Regions from separate parts of the Homo sapiens genome. Here region 2 is linked to region 1. Evidence: chromatin loops called from intact Hi-C (ENCODE). Cell type or tissue: PC-3. All regions are shown on one strand.

The links. Hi-C counts contacts between places; a loop is a spot of excess contacts. Peaks named below come from ENCODE experiments on the same cell type or tissue, not always from the same donor. Only the 100,000 strongest peaks of a DNase experiment are listed, where the experiment ranks them.
Region 2: a loop joins it to region 1, with 4 times the contacts of the local background. A loop is called at or near these places in 1 of 110 quality-filtered maps.

Annotation. Positions count from the first base shown.
Region 1 is chr3:101,307,977-101,315,976 of GRCh38, reverse strand. All of the region lies in intron 2 of IMPG2 (interphotoreceptor matrix proteoglycan 2), which reads left to right. Among named protein-coding and RNA genes, the nearest start is that of IMPG2, 8.6 kb to the left of the region's middle. In PC-3, no CTCF peak of the experiment used is centred here; no DNase peak of the experiment used is centred here; H3K27ac peaks cover 1,525 bases.
Region 2 is chr3:101,077,723-101,085,722 of GRCh38, reverse strand. No RefSeq gene overlaps it. Among named protein-coding and RNA genes, the nearest start is that of ABI3BP, 88 kb to the right of the region's middle. In PC-3, no CTCF peak of the experiment used is centred here; a DNase peak (open chromatin) is centred at 7,872; H3K27ac peaks cover 318 bases.

The sequences.
Region 1 (8,000 bases):
TGGATCTATTTCTGCCCTCTTCATTCTGTTCCACTTATTTGTCTATTTTTATGCCAATACCATAGTGTCTTATTTACTGTAAGCTTTATTATAGGTCTTGAATCAGATAGTCAAGTCCTCCAACCTCTGTTTTTTTTTCAAATTTGTTTGGTTATGCAGTCTTTTATATTCCATATAAATATTAGAATCAGCTTACCAATTTTTACAAAAGGGCTGCTGAAATTTTGATTTGGATTGTGTTTCATTCTATAGATCAGTTTGGGGAGAATTGCCATCTTAATACAGATTGACTATTTCTTATCCAAAATGCTTGGGACCAGAAGTGTTGTGGGTTTCAGATTTTCCTGGATTTGTGAATATTTGCATAGACATGAGATATCTTGAGAATGAGACTGAAATCTATACACAGAATTCAGTTATGTTTCGTATACACCTTATACACTTATCTGAAGTAATTTTATACCATATTTTTGATAATTTTGTGCACGAAATAAGTTTTTGTACATTTAACCATCAGAAAGCAAAGGTGTCACTATTTCAGGCACCCACGTGGACAGTCTGTAGTTGTTTGGCATCATCATCGTCCCTGACTCTGAATTTACATTCTACAAAAAAACAATAATTTTCTTACACTTACTTACATATCAGTACTTCACAGTAAAAAATATGCTATACTGTTAGTACAGTGAAGAAGAATGTGTTCAGGGTACTAAACAGAACAGTGGCATCACCAGAATACCTGCCTCAGCTGTTAAACAACAGTAACAACAAACAATGGCAGGCTTCTAGTTTCTTTCTACAATTCTGTGTTTCGATTAAAGGTTATTGTACAACATACTTTATTTATTACTGTTGTTCGTGTGTCTGGTCTGCATGGGTGCCATTTTATGACCCCTTGTAGGTATGCTTGGTGGAGTAATCTGGACATGGGCAGAAAAGATATAACACAGCTGAAGGGAGCTGGGAGAGTCTTTTTTCCCTTGGGTACTCTTGTCTAGTGAGCCTGCATTTTGACTGTCACCCATCAAAAGAGGTCAGGTGTGGAATTTGCTACTTGTGGTATCATGCTGGCACTCAAAAAGTTTCATATTTTGGAGCATTTTGGATTTTTGGATTAGGGATGTTCAACCTATATTGAGTCTTCTGATCTATGAACATGATATATCCCTCCATTTATTTAGGTCATCTTCAGTTTCTTTCAGGAATGTTTTCTGATTTTTATTCATTCATTTATTCATTTGTTAATTTACACATGAAATCTTATTTATACTGATTCTACCAGGTATAGTATTAACCACAATAATTAAAACACTGTAGAGTGTGCAATAGTAAAGGTTTGTACAAAGTGTATATGTGGGAAGGACACAAGTGGGAATGGCCATCCATGCCTGGGGTGATAGAAGTTAGTTAACCTGGATTTCGAAGAATGAGTTGGCATTTTCCAATGAATCAGAGTGGGAAACAGCCCATGGAAGGTTTCAGGACCCAAACGCTGGGTATAGTTTCATTTGTTTAAAACTTACTATACAAGTTTAGAGTCCTAGGGAGTGAAGCCATCCACAGCCCATACTTGACTGATATATATGGTTACCAGATTTAGCATATAAAAATGCAGGACACCCAGTTAAATTTCAATTTCAAATAGACAACAAATAATCTTTTTAGTGTACGTATGTCCCATGCAATATTTGAGCCACAGGGCTATGCAAATCTGAGTCTGAGATACAAGTTTATTGGCTGTTTGTTTTTAGGAATATTATTCAATTTGTTAAAATCTTAGTTTCCTCACCCTTGAAATGGGAATAATAATAATATAAAATATATTTAAAGGTTTTAGTGAATTTGGCTAAGAGTTCTAGGGCCATTGTAGATCCCAAATAAATGACAATGTTATTGATTGAATGGAAGGAACATATAACCAATGTTTAGTGTATGGATCTTGCATATCTTTTATCAGATTTATTTATAAGGATTTCACATTTTTTCATCTATTATTAGTGATATTTTAAAAAATGTAATTTCTGATTATTCCTTGCTAGTATATAGAAATACAACTGATTTTTGTATATTGGCCTTTTATCCTGCAACTTTGCTGAACTCACTTACCAGTTCTAGTAGCTTTTTTGGGTATATTCCTTAGGGCTTTCTACATAGATAATTATTTCATCTACAAATATGGTTATACTACTTAACAATTTCTATGCCTTATATTTCTTTTTCTTGCCTTATTGCACCAAAATGGACTATTCCATATGCTTTGGGCTCCACAATTCTGAAAGGAAAATATATTACACTAAAAAAAGATAATTCCATGCTGGATTTCTGGATTCCTAAGTTTTAGATAAGACACAGCTGGAGATCTAGTAGAAGGATTAAAGACAGGTTAAATGCTGGCATTTTCTTCAGAATATTATAACATTTTTCCCTTCCACCACTAGTTTCCAGGGCAGGTTATTTCTGCTAGAAGAGAGCCCATTTGTACATCTTCTCAAAATAGAAAGCTCTCTTCAGAAGTTACCAAAGGCTATAATATCCTTATTTGACAAGGATGGGAATTCTGAACTGTTTAGTTACAGGCCAAGTAGTGAAGTATGCAGTATTTATCAGTGATGGAATTTTACCTTCCTTAGTACCTCTTTGCCTGGAGGTCATGCTGATTTTGCTCTTCTCTCTTCTGCCTACAGTGTCCTATCTAGGTTTCTCCTTTCTGAGCTGTGCAAATGCTTCAGAACATGTAACCATTCTGAATCCTGTTATTCCAAGTTAGTTAGTTGAACCTTCTTGTCAGATAGCTCCTAATTGAAAAGCCATTGGATTAAGCATGCATTCCCTTTCCAGAGGGAATTGCATTTTTTACAGCTTTTATTGGGATGTAATTCAAGTTTGATACAATTTACCCATTCATACTACAAAATTAAGTGGCTTTTTAGTATATTCACAGATATACCAAATCACCACAGTCAGTTTAAGAACATTTTTATCACCTCAAAAAGAAACATGTGACCCTTTAGCTATCATCCTTTTATCCTTTTATCTCCCTTCCCCCTCTTCCCAGGCCTAAGTAAACGCTAATCTACTTTCTGTCTTTACAGAATTGTGTATTCTGGATATATCATAAAATAAGATCGTATAATATATGGTCTTTTGTGACTGGCTTCTTTCACTTTGCATATTATTTTCAAAGTTCATCCATGTTGTACATGTATCAGTACTTTATTCCTTTTTATGGTCCAATAATATTTTAGTGTATGGATAGATCACATTTGTCAGTCAATGGGCATTTACATTGTTTGCATTTCTCTTAGGTATTTATCTAGGAGTAGAATTTCTGGGTCATATAGTAACTTTATAACTACATGAGGAACTGCCAGACTAATTTCCAAAGTGATTGTACTGTGTTATATCCCACCAGCAGTGTATGGGGGTTCTGATTTAGTCATATCTTTGCCAGCAATGTTTTCCTTTTTTTTAAAAAAAGTATAACCATTCTTATAGGTTTGAAATGATGTCTCATTGTGATTTTGATTTACATTTCCCTAATGATTAATAACGTTCAACTTTTCATATGCTTATTTATCATTTGTATATCTTCCTTTGAAAATGTCTGTTCAGAACTTTGCCCATTTTTAAATTATGTTATTTGTCTTTTTATTATTGAGCTGTAATTTATTTATTCTGGCTATAAATCCCTTATCAGATAAATGATTTGAAAATATTTTATCCCATTCTGTAGGTTGTTTTTCACTTTCTTGATGGTATCTTTCATGCACAAAAGTTTTTTATTTTGATGAAGTCCAATTTATCTATTTTTTTGAGCCTTTGGTGTCATAACTAAGAATCCATTGCTGAACCTGAGGTCATAAAGATTTATTCCTGTATTTCTTTCTAAGAGTTTTATAGTTTTGGTGTGTACGTTTAAGTTTTTCATCTATTTTGAGTTGATTTTTTTTTGTATATGATGTAAGGATCTAAATTTATTAGTTTGCATGTGGCTATCCAGTTCTCCAAGCACCATTTGTCGAAAAGGCTATTCTTTTCCACTGAGTGATATTAGCACTCTTGCTGAAAATCACTTGACCATGACACATGATTTATTTCTGGACTCTCAATTGTATTCCATTGATTTATATGTCTATTCATGTGCCAGTTCTGTAGTCTTTGCTTTTAGTATGTTTTGAAATTAGGCATGAATTCACCATCTTTGTTGTTTTTAAAGATTACTTTGGCTATTCTAGGTCCCTTGCAATTCCACATAAATTTTATAGTAAGGTTGTCAGTTTCTACAAAGAAGTCAGCATGTATTCTGATAACATTGCATTGAATGTGTAAATCAGTTTGGAGATAATGCCATCTCAACAGTGTTAAATGTTCCAGTCTATAAATATGGGACGTTTTTCCATTTATTTAGGTCTTTATTTTTTAAAATAATTTTTTGGTTCTCAGAGTATGTTTTGCATTTTGGGAGACTTAGGTTTATTCCTAAGCATTTTAATCTTTTTGATGCTTTTGCATACATACTTGTTTTCTTATGTTCATTTTTTGATTGTTCATTGCTATCATACAGGCATACAACTGATTTTTGTATATCAGTTTTATATCCTGCAACCCTGCTGAACTTGTTTATTAGTTCAAATAGTTTTAAAGTGGATTCCTTAGGTTAGGCTTTCCTAGATACAAGCTCATGTCATCTGTAGACAGATGTAGTTTTACATCTTTTCCAATTTGGCTGCCTTTTATTTCCTTTTCTTGCCCAATTGCCCTGGTTAGAACCACTGATTTTCACTTTTTTTTTTTTTTACCTAGTTGTAGTAGATTTTCCTAAGCAAATGTTTCTTCATTAGTCATGTGCCCCTAGGACCATTTCCAGAGCTTTAAATGATTGTTTTCAAAATGATTTTTGCCCATTTCTCTTGGGGGTGGATCTGTGTAGCCCCTCACTCTTCATGCTGGAAATGGGACTCTGGCAATTGAATTTGAATAGACTACAAGGTATAAAAGGGTTAAATGTAACTTAAAAGAATGAATTTCTATGGAGTATTTTAGACAAAGCATTGAACTACTGAGAGAGCTTTTTATAGGAGGTGGGGAAACATTGCCCAAAGCATAATTTATAGGAGACAGCTTGTGCTATTCTGTGAAGCTAGGAGTGAGGTCAAGGGGAGGTCTGCTATGAAGCCTGGTGATTTATATCACTTCTGGAAGCTCTCCCATATTCCTTCCAACTACATTTCTTCGGCACACAATAATGTTTTTCTAAGATTTTATGAAAACATTTTAAACAGAAAAGTGAAAGAATGATGTCGTAAACACTCATATTCTCACAGCTTAGTTCTACAGTTAACATTTTATTATGTTTGCTTTATTATGTGTCTATCTCTGTAACCATCTTTTTTTTTTTTTTTTTTTTTTTTTTTTTTGAGACAGGGTCTCACTTTGTCACCCAGGCTGAGGTGCAGTGGTGTGATTACACCTCACTGCGTACTCGATCTCCCTGGGTTCAGATGATCCTCCCACCTCAGCCTCCGGAGTAGCTGGAACTATAGGCACGTGCCACCATGCCCGGCTAATTTCTTTGTAATTTTCGTAGAGACAAGATATCGTTGCCCAGGCTAATCTTGAACTCCTGGGCTCGAGTGATCTGCCTACTTTGGCCTCCCAAAGTGCTGGGATTACAGGTGTGAGCCACCATGCCTAGCTTAACCATCTAATCCTTTAAATGTATTTCATAAGTTGAAGACATCAGTGCAATTCCCTCTAGATATTTCAGTATGAGTATCATTAACTAGAGCTCAATATTTGTTTACTTTCTTAAAGGTGAAATTTACAGAGTGAAATGCATAAATCTTATATGTACTACTTGGTGACTTTTGACTAATACACACTAACCCCAACCTCTCTTAAGTTTTAGGGTATTATCACCCCAGAAAGTTCTCTTATACTCCTTCCCAGATACTTCCCATTCTAGTATGTGACCACTCTTTGAACCATTTTTAAACTCATAGATTATTTTCACTTTCCTAGGACTTTATATAAATAGAATAGTATGTGCTCTTTTGTGTAATGCTTCTTTCACTCAGCCCATTGAGATTCATCCATGTTGTTGCATGAATTAGTAATTTCCTTTTGATTCCATTATATGGCCATTTGTTTATTTTTCTATTGATGGATACTTGGGTTGTTTTCATTTTTAAGTTATTATGAATAAAGTTGCTCTGGCATTGAACATAAATCTTTCTGTGGATATATGCTTACAGGAATACCTAGGAGGAAATTGCTGGGTCATAGGTGATATGGTTTGGCTGTGTCCCCACCCAAAATTTCATCCTGAGTTATAATCCCCATATGTCGGGTGTGGGACCTCATGGGGGGAGATTAGATCATGGGGGGTGGTTCCCCCATGCTGTTCTTATGATAGTGAGCAAGTTCTCATGAGATCTGTGGCTTAATAAGGGGCTTTCCCACGTTTAAGTGGAATTTTGTGGAATTTTGAACTTGAGAGAGAGCACTTCTCTATCCCGATGCCATGTGAAGAAGGATGTGTTTGCTCCCCCTTCCACCATGATTGTAAGTTTCCTGAGGCCTCCCCAGCCATGCAGAACTGTGAATAATTTAAATCTCTTTCCTTTATAAACTCTTCAGTCTTGGATATTTCTCCACAGCAGCATGAGAATGGACTAATACAGCAAATTGGTACCAAGGAGTAGGGCATTGCTGTAAAGATACCCAAAAATGTGGAAGCAACTTTGGAACTGGGTAACAGGCAGAGGTTGGAAAGGTTTGGAGGGCCCCGAAGAAGACAGGAAGATGTGGGAAAGTTCAGAACTTCCTAGATACTTGTTGAATGTTTTTGACCAAAATGCTGATAGTGATATGGACAATGAAGTCCAGGCTGAGGAGGTCTCACATGGAGATGAGGATCTTGTGGGAACTGGAATAAAGGTGACTCACTATGTCTTAGCAAACAGACTGGTGGCATTTTGTCCCTGCCCTAGAGATCTGTGGAATTTTGAACTTGAGAGAGATGATTTAGGGTATCTGATGGAAGAAATTTCTAAGCTGCAAAGCATTCAAGAGGTGACTTGGGTGCTGTTAAAAGTGTTCAGATTTATATATTCACAAGGATATGGTTTGGAATTGAAAGTTATGTTTAAAAGGGAAGCACAGCATAAAAGTTTAGAAAATTTGCAGCCTGACAATGTGATAGAAAAGAAAACCCATTTTCTGAGAAGAAATTCAAGCTGGTTGCAGAAATTTGCATAAGTAGTAATAAGCCAAATGTTAATCACCAAGACAATGGGGAAAATGTCTTCAGGGCATGTCAGAGGTCTTCACAGCAGCCCCTCTCATAACAGGCCCAGAGGCCTAGAAAGAAAAAATGGCCAGGCCCAGGGCCTTGCTGCTTTATGCAGTTTCTGGAGTTGGTGCCCTGTGTGCCAGCCATGGCTAAAAGGGGCCAACATAATGCTCAAGCTGTTGCTTCAGAGGGTGCAAGCCCCAGGCCTTGGCAGCTTACATGTGGTGTTGGGCCTGCAGGTGCACAGAAGTCAAGAATTGAGGTATGAGAACCTTCACCTAAATTTCAGAGGATGTAGTGAAATGTCTGGATGTCCAGGCAGAAGTTTTTTGCAGGGGTGGAGCCCTCATGGGGAACATCTGCTAGGGCAGTGTGGAAGGGAAATGTGGGGTTGGGGCCCCACACAGAGTCCCCACTGGGGCACTGACTAGTGGAGCTATGAGAAGAGGGTCACTGTCCTCCAGACCCCAGAATGGTGGATCAACCAACAACTTGCACCATGCACCTGAAAAAGCCAGAGACACTCAATGCCACACTGTGAAGGCAGCTGGGAGGCGGGCTGTACCCTGCAAAGCCACAGCAGTGGAGCTGCCCAAGACTGTGGGAGTCCACCTCTTACATCAGTGTGACATGGATGTGAGACATGGAGTCAGAAGAGATCATTTTGGAGCTTTAAGATTTCACTTAATTTTGGCCAATTTTGGCC
Region 2 (8,000 bases), 230 kb after region 1:
TAGTGTTGATAACACATGGCAGCCTCGAACTACTGGGCTCAAGAGATCCTCCTGCCCCAGCCTCCCAAGTAGCTGTGACTACAGGCATGTGCCACCCCACAGCTAATTTTGTGTGTGTGTGCAAAGATGGGTGTATTACTCCGTTTTCACGCTGCTGATAAAGACATACCTGAAACTGGAAAGGAAAAGAGGTTTAATTGGACTTACAGTTCCATATGGCTGAGGGGGTCTCAGAATCATGGCGGAGGCAAAAGGCACTTCTTACATGGCAGTGGCAAGAGAAAAATGAGGAAGAAGCAAAAGCAGAAGCCCCTGATAAACCCATCAGATCTCGTGAGACTTATTCACTATCACGAGAATAGCATAGGAAAGACCTGCCCCCATGATTCAATTACAACCCCCTGGGTCCCTCCTACAACACGTGGGAATTCTGGGAGATATGATTCAAGTTGAGATTTGGGTCGGGACATAGCCAAACCATATCATTGCGGGAGGGGTTCCTGCTATGTAGCCCAGGCTGGCCTCGAACTCCTGCCCTCAAGCAATCCTCCTGCCTTGGCCTCCCAAAGTGTGCTGGGATTCTAGGCATGAGCCACTGTGCCCAGCCTCTCTTCTTAATCATTTTCCTTCTTACTTCTTACTTTAATTAGTAACAGTTTAAATATTTTAAAAGTAACCTTTTTCTTTTTGTTATTAGAGACAGGGTCTGGCTCTGTCGCCCATGCTGGAGTTCAGTGGAGTGGTTATAGCTCACTGCATCCTCAAACTCCTGACCTTGAGCAAATCCTCCTGCCTCAGCCTCCCACATAGGGACTACAGGCATGCACTACCACATCTGATGTAGCTGTTAAACAACTATGAAAGAAAAGCAAATTTACAAATAATCAAATAATATTTTCAAATCCAATACAATTCAAATGAACTAATTTAATATGCACATTTTGTTGAAATTAAATTATATTTTGCTATATATAACATATTTGATTTGGTCCTGTATTTGAACTTCAATTCTGCAAACGTAGAGAATGCCTGCTTATATAAGTATGCTGTGCATATCATTAACAATTTTGAGGCTTTGTTTGCTAGCTTGCCATAATTAGACTTCATCCTTAACTGAAACTCTGCCAATAAACAATCCTAGAATGCCTTCTCAATGAGCTATCACTTTAACTTCAAAGGTTCCATGTCTATTCAGGATAAGATTGTCATTGTATTGTTGTTGAATTCTAAATTAAAGTAGTATCTAATATAATTATGATAGAGGATAAATATCTGAAGTTTTTTATTTTTGCAGGTGTTGAAAAATAGTAATACTTTAAACACTGATTCTGCTCTCAAACTGTCATTCTAAATACTGGATGTGATTTGGGCATCCCATTTTAAAATTACATGACTGAAGCTCAGATTTCTTTATTCTCTTCATCTCTAAGTAGAAAATTTGAACTATTAAACTCTTATAAACTACTGTGATTTCTCCTTCATTTGGTGTGAGTACATTTATGCATGAAGTATACAATTATACTATTTCTTATTTATTTGTAGCAATTAGTACATTTCTCCACTATACCATGTTGCTGTTATATCAAATTGGGTTCAGTGTTAATATCTTAAACTGAAGTATGTTTTTTTTAAATGAAAGACAGGCCTTTCAACTACAGATTATGTTGACAAAGGCAAATTGTCATTATTACTGACAAACATAAATTCATACAAATACAGTGCAGAACAATTAGTTTGGTATTACATGGTACTGACCTAATAACAGTCATGCTTACCAACACGTACAAAGTTAAATTCTGTGATATAATAGTAACACTCGGGGAGGCGGCATTCAGTTTTGAGGTGGCTTTCTAGATGACATAAAATATATTCACATACATTTTTTTAAATTATAAAAAATTTAAAAGGCTTAAAAACATCTCTGAGCACTTCCACCACACACACACACACACACACACTGAAATGGGATGATTTTGGAAATACCCAGGTGATGTGTTTTGCAACTATGTTTGGGAAAGGAATTCATTAGGCCTATTTCTCTCATGGGCACAATCCAGTGCCGCAACTAGTTTGATAGAAACACTCCTAGCTGATCTTCAATTATCAACTTTCTGGATTTGCTGGAGTTTTCCTTTCCCTCTTAAAGCCTGTTTCTAATACAGCCACTAAACCTGTAGTTCCCACAACTGTAGGCTACTTTCTAGCACATCCATGTGCTTCTGCTACCACTAGTTAAATTATTTATTTCAAAAATCTGTTTACTGCAGCTATTTTTTATTGTAAATCTAATATATGCTTATTATAATTATATAATATAATTAGACACTATATAAGTCAATGAAATGTCTGAATGAGAGTTATTTCTATGAAAACTAAGGTGAAGGCTTGGGGAGTGTTGGTAAGGACAGGGCACTGGGCTTGCTGTCTAAGTAGATGTAAATGAGACAATTGAGATTAGAAGGAGGGATCGTACCAGTCTAGAAAGCACACTTGACATGCTTGATGAGGGACTTTGTGTTCGTTCCTGCTCTGAAACTAATTGGAAATTTGAATGCGATATTGTGATAATTTGCCCTATATCTGAAGATTGGTGAATGGATGTATATTTATATGTTTTCGTTAAAATGTTTAAAGTACTAACCAATTTATAATAGTCCATATTGACCAACTTTTACTTTAAACAGCCATCCACTGGTCCTGAGTATATCTATCCTACAAGAGGGAACCTACTGTACCTTCAACTAGTCCCATTACCTCTTTAGTCCTAGCTGGGAAATAAACAATGATACTGAGAAAGTTACTCAATTTTCTTGGACAAGCTTTCATAAAACAGGTCCTAGTGATTGCTTTTTGTTTTTTAAAAAAGATAATATATACCTATTTTGGTTCTTGAGGAGGGAAAGGAAGAAATTAGAGAGGACTCATATGACGGCTATCCAAAAATGTCGTAGGTGCCTCATTGTTCTTTACTTGAGTAGATGCACGTAGAGACTTGATTGGCTTCAAACGATTAGAGACAAGACATCTGTTTTTTAAAATGTAAGTGTTTAGCAATTTTTCACATCTCCTTTTGAGGCTGAGTTTTGAACATTTGTATTTCTGCTCCTTCATATTTTCTGACTTGTGCTGGAGTGACTTGTCTGATTGGAGGGTAATCTGGTTACATGCTAATGGCCACAGAGTGGTTGTACCTGCTCTTGGCTAAGGTCTGGGACTTGAAAGATATGACTATGCGGTGTGCAGGATTCCATAATCACACTTGTCTTCTTTATAAGACCATGCAGTTCTAACACCTGTGTAGCTATTTGAAGATATGCTGGCCTGTAACCTGCTTCCTTAATGACACCAGAAAGTTCTGCAGACTCATAGCTGAGACCTTTTAAAATTTCAAAACAATACTGGAGAGATTTTTTTTTCTGAAAAAGAAACATGTACATGATTCACCATGTGCAAATACAAGGTACTTTTTGCTTATGCTGGAAATCAGTGGAATTTCTCCAACTCCTTGGTTTACTTTTCATAGGCTATAAGATGACAGTTTTGAGAATTTCCAATAACCCAGATTATAGCACAGCTGCACAGTTCCAAGAGCAGCTGCTAGAGTGGGGTGGATCTTGTCATGGTTATTTAAAGGATGTTTGTGGTTATTTGACAAAATAAAGAGCTTAATCAAGGATAAAGCTGCTTATTCTGTCTCTTCCTACTCTAAATGCCATGTAATTTTTTTTTATTAGATGACTTGTCTGATAATTACAAAGACTTGGTTAATGTTAAAATAAAAATATTTTAGTTCTTAGTTGTACGAATCCAGTTTTTCTTTTCCTCTCCATCTCTCACTCATTATAAGTGAATCAAAGCGGATAGAAACATATCCTTTTGCAATCAACATAATTATTTTGTTGGACGCAATTTTTGTAAGTTTTTATGTTCACCTCTGAAAAGAGCTTGAGCTAGAATGCTTAAAGACTCCTTTGTGTGATTTTTTTAAAAAAATAGACTTTATTCTTTAAAGACGTTTTAGCTTCACAGCAAAATTGAGCAGAAGGTACAGAGTACAGAGATTCCCCCCCTACCCCCACCCCCACACAGCCTCTCCACTATCAACATCTTGCACCAGAGTGGCACATTTGTGACAGTGGATGAACCTACATGGACACATCATTATCATCCAAAATCCATAGTTTATATTAGGGTTTATTCTTGGTGTTGTATATACTACAGGCTTTGACAAATGTATAATGACATATATCTGCCATTGTAGTATCATACAGAATGTTATGTTGCCTTACTGTGCTCCGCCTATTCCTGTCTTCCTCCCCACGACTTCTGGCAACCACTGATCTTTTTACTGTCTCCATAGATTTGTCTTTTTCAGAATGTCATGGAGTTGAAGTCATATAGTATGCAGCCTTTTCAATTTGATTTCTTTTACTTAGTAATAGGCATTTAAGGTTGCTCTATTTTTTTTTAGTGGCATGATAGCTATTTCTTTCTAGTGCTGAATAATATTGCATTGTTTAGATATACCATGGTTTGTTTATCCACTTACCTACTGAAAGACATCTTGGTTGCTTGCAAATTTTGGAAATTGTGAATGAAGTTGCTATAAACATTGATATGCACGTTTTTGTGTGGGCATACGTTTTCAGTTTATTTGGGTAAATACCAAGGAGTGTGATTGCTGGATTGTATGGTAAGAGTTGGTTGAGTTTTGTAAAGAAAGTGCCAAACTGTCTTCCAAAGTGGCTGTACCAGTTTATATTCCTGCCAGCAATGAATGAGTTCCTGGTGTGATGTATTTTTAAGTACACTCATTTTAAATTTTATGACAACCTTGTAAAATAGGTACTGACTAATATGCAAGTTCATATGCAAAAGTGATTAGACTCAAGGAGACTGCTTATTCTGGGGCTAAGAAGGCTAAAGTCTATTCCATTTCAGAATTTTGCACTATTTCTTTTGAACCAAGTTGCTTCCTGTAAATATAAACCATGATGGAACAAATAAACATTTGTAAACCTATTATATTGAACCATTTTTTAAAAGTAATCTCGAAGTATAACTAGAAATACCATGCACTAGCTCTATATATGCTAAACCTGGGGTCTTGCTTAAGTAGTATATTTAAGGTAACACAGCTAATTAATGATAGAGACAATTTTGTCTAAAGTTCTCTTGATTCAGATTTTAGCACTGGTAAGACTGATTTTCATATGTTGGTTATGGGATTATGTTGCTACATTATATGGGCTTTTACTTTTAAAATGTTTTGTTCAATTTGCCTTTTGTTTTTAAAAAAGTTTTGCTCTATTTGTTCAATATTATTAACAGGGAAATTCAGACATAAATACCTCGGAAAACCAGAGTGTTTTAAAATGAGAATACATACAAAAAGGTTTTTAGTGTGTGTGTGCCATAAAAACAAAGTTAATTTATTCTAGTTACCCCTTAGATTTTTCCATTTATCTGGAACTCTGCAATGCAGCTAGTACTTAAATAACAACTGTACTCTCATCTTCCCACTATGTCTTTTCTACTGCTTGCTGCTCATCAGACTCAGGTTCAACTAATATTTATGGAGCATCTGCTTTGTGCCAGGCTCTATGTGCGTGCATATGAAATGCGGTGTATCTTACTCAGCCCTTACTGTAACCTTACAGAATGAACGTTAAACACACAGGAAAATAACATGGCCTCACTTCTGTTCCCTAACTACTAGTTAATTCCCTGGATATTTCTCTTCTCACTACTGGACTTTGCCTCAGTAGTTTCTTATTCAAGTTCATGCTTCATATCCTCAACTAAATACAGCACCATTTTCCCCCATAAAATGTATCCTACCTTGATTGATCCTTTGCATTACTGAACCTCTAAAAATTCCTACACCAATCTCTTTCTCAATTTCTATGCTTTGCTATCTGCCCTCCAAGCCAGCACATTTCTACCACATAGCATTTGATCAGCACAAGGTTATGAATAAATTGTGGAAAAGAACTTCAATAATGAGATAGTAAGTATCACTTAAAAATAACTTCTAGAAAAATACTTAAAAATAAAACTTGATCATTGTCATGACATATTAAAGAATCTTTAAATATAAAAGATTAATTTTCCATTGGAAGAATGAGTGAGAAAGGGAGCTTTAGTGCTAGTATCCATTATTCTCAAAGAACAAGGTATCCTAAAACACATTAATTCCCCACTAGATTAAGTACTATTTAGGAGACAGGAAGTGCTGCCTGAAGCTCATGTCGTTTCTAACCTCAGCTCCTTGGTTGACATCCTTGGAAAGAAGTTCTTACCATCCTGTGTCCCTTTCTTCCCTTGATCCAAAAGTTGCTTGGCTGTTATGCTAGCAAAGTCCAGGGACTTAAATTCTTAGCCTGGCCATGAGTACAGTTAAGGCACATGTGTAGTGTGTCTCAAGTGGTTGGTGGGGTTGGGGTAGAAGAGACCCATATTTCTTGGACAAATGGTAGTATAACTTATTTTTATAACTTATTTATACCTTATTTTCCCAATAACTTATTTTTCATGCCATTGCAATAGAAAGAATGTGGCTACTGATTCACAATATAAGTAGATTCTGAAGACACAATTATGTTTCTATGACTTAAGTTTTTTTTTTAGAAAAATGAGAAAATATGGTGTGTATTTGTATAGGCTGGAATGACAGCATCTGTCTCTTCCCTTGTGCCTTCCCCCAACTATGGTTACACTCTTTGTTACTTTGGCCTATGTTCTTTAAATAGATAGTCTTGTAAGGGATGTTACACATCTTGAATCTACAGCCTCATACAAAAGTTTGTAAACAACCCCCACCCAACTACCACTGGTGTCTCCTTTACCCCTTTTCACACCTTCCTTCTGGGATCAATTCCTTTGTATACTACATATTCTATTACATTATATCATGCTGTTGATTTCACTGTCTAGCCTAAATGGGTGCCAGAAGAATAGACTTCCTATCTTCCTTATTCCATCTTTACTGCTTAGCACAGTGCCTTGCCCAGACACAGAGAAGTGGCCAAAATGTTAGAGTGGAGAATGTTTCCTGTGAGAAGAGAGACATGGCTATCTTGAAGCGTCTGTGCACGTTCTGAGAGTATGCTAATACACATGTAGACACATGGTCCTTCTTATATAGCCCTTTGTGACCATAAGAAAAAATGTTAAATTTCTTCTTAATTAATTGCAATATATTAAACATCACAGCTAATCAAAATCTATACATTCATATCTCAAAGGTTTGTTATGTTTGTTCTTGTGAGATATAAAAAAATGTGTGTGTGGACTGCACTATAGAATCTCAAATTAGGCCGGACGCCGTGGCTCACGCCCGTAATCCCAGCACTTTGGGAGGCCAAGGCGGGCAGATCACGAGGTCAGGAGATCGAGACCATCCTGGCTAACATGGTGAAACCCCATCTCTAGTAAAAAAATACAAAAAAAGTTGGCCGAGCGTGGTGGCGGGCGCCTGTAGTCCCAGCTACTCTGGAGGCTGAGGCAGGAGAATGGCGTGAACCCGCGGGGCGGAGCTTGCAGTGAGCAGAGATCACCAGACTCCGTCTCAAAAAAAAAAAAAAATCTCAAATTAGTAGAATTAAACTAGGAAGTTGAAGCACCAAGTTAATTCAAATCTAGAGTCTATATTTACATTATAGAAATAGGAAAACATTCCAATAGCGTAGCAGAGTGTTCTAAGTTTCAGGGTGATATAGGTATGCAATAACTGAATTGAAGACAATGTACTGGGTTGATATTAAACGTTAAAGTAAAACCTCTCATGAACCCTCTACTTAACCTGTAGACTATTAACCTCCAAGCGGGTTCACACTATTGACTCTGAATGACCTTATCTGCTTCCCATGAGTCACAACACAGAGCTTGAGTTCATGAAGCTGTTATACCTCTTCTTGGCAGCATTTCACAGTGTTCTAACTTAGCAGCTTTTTACATGGCATTCCATGGCTATAAAATAATTTGAGAAAAACAATGGC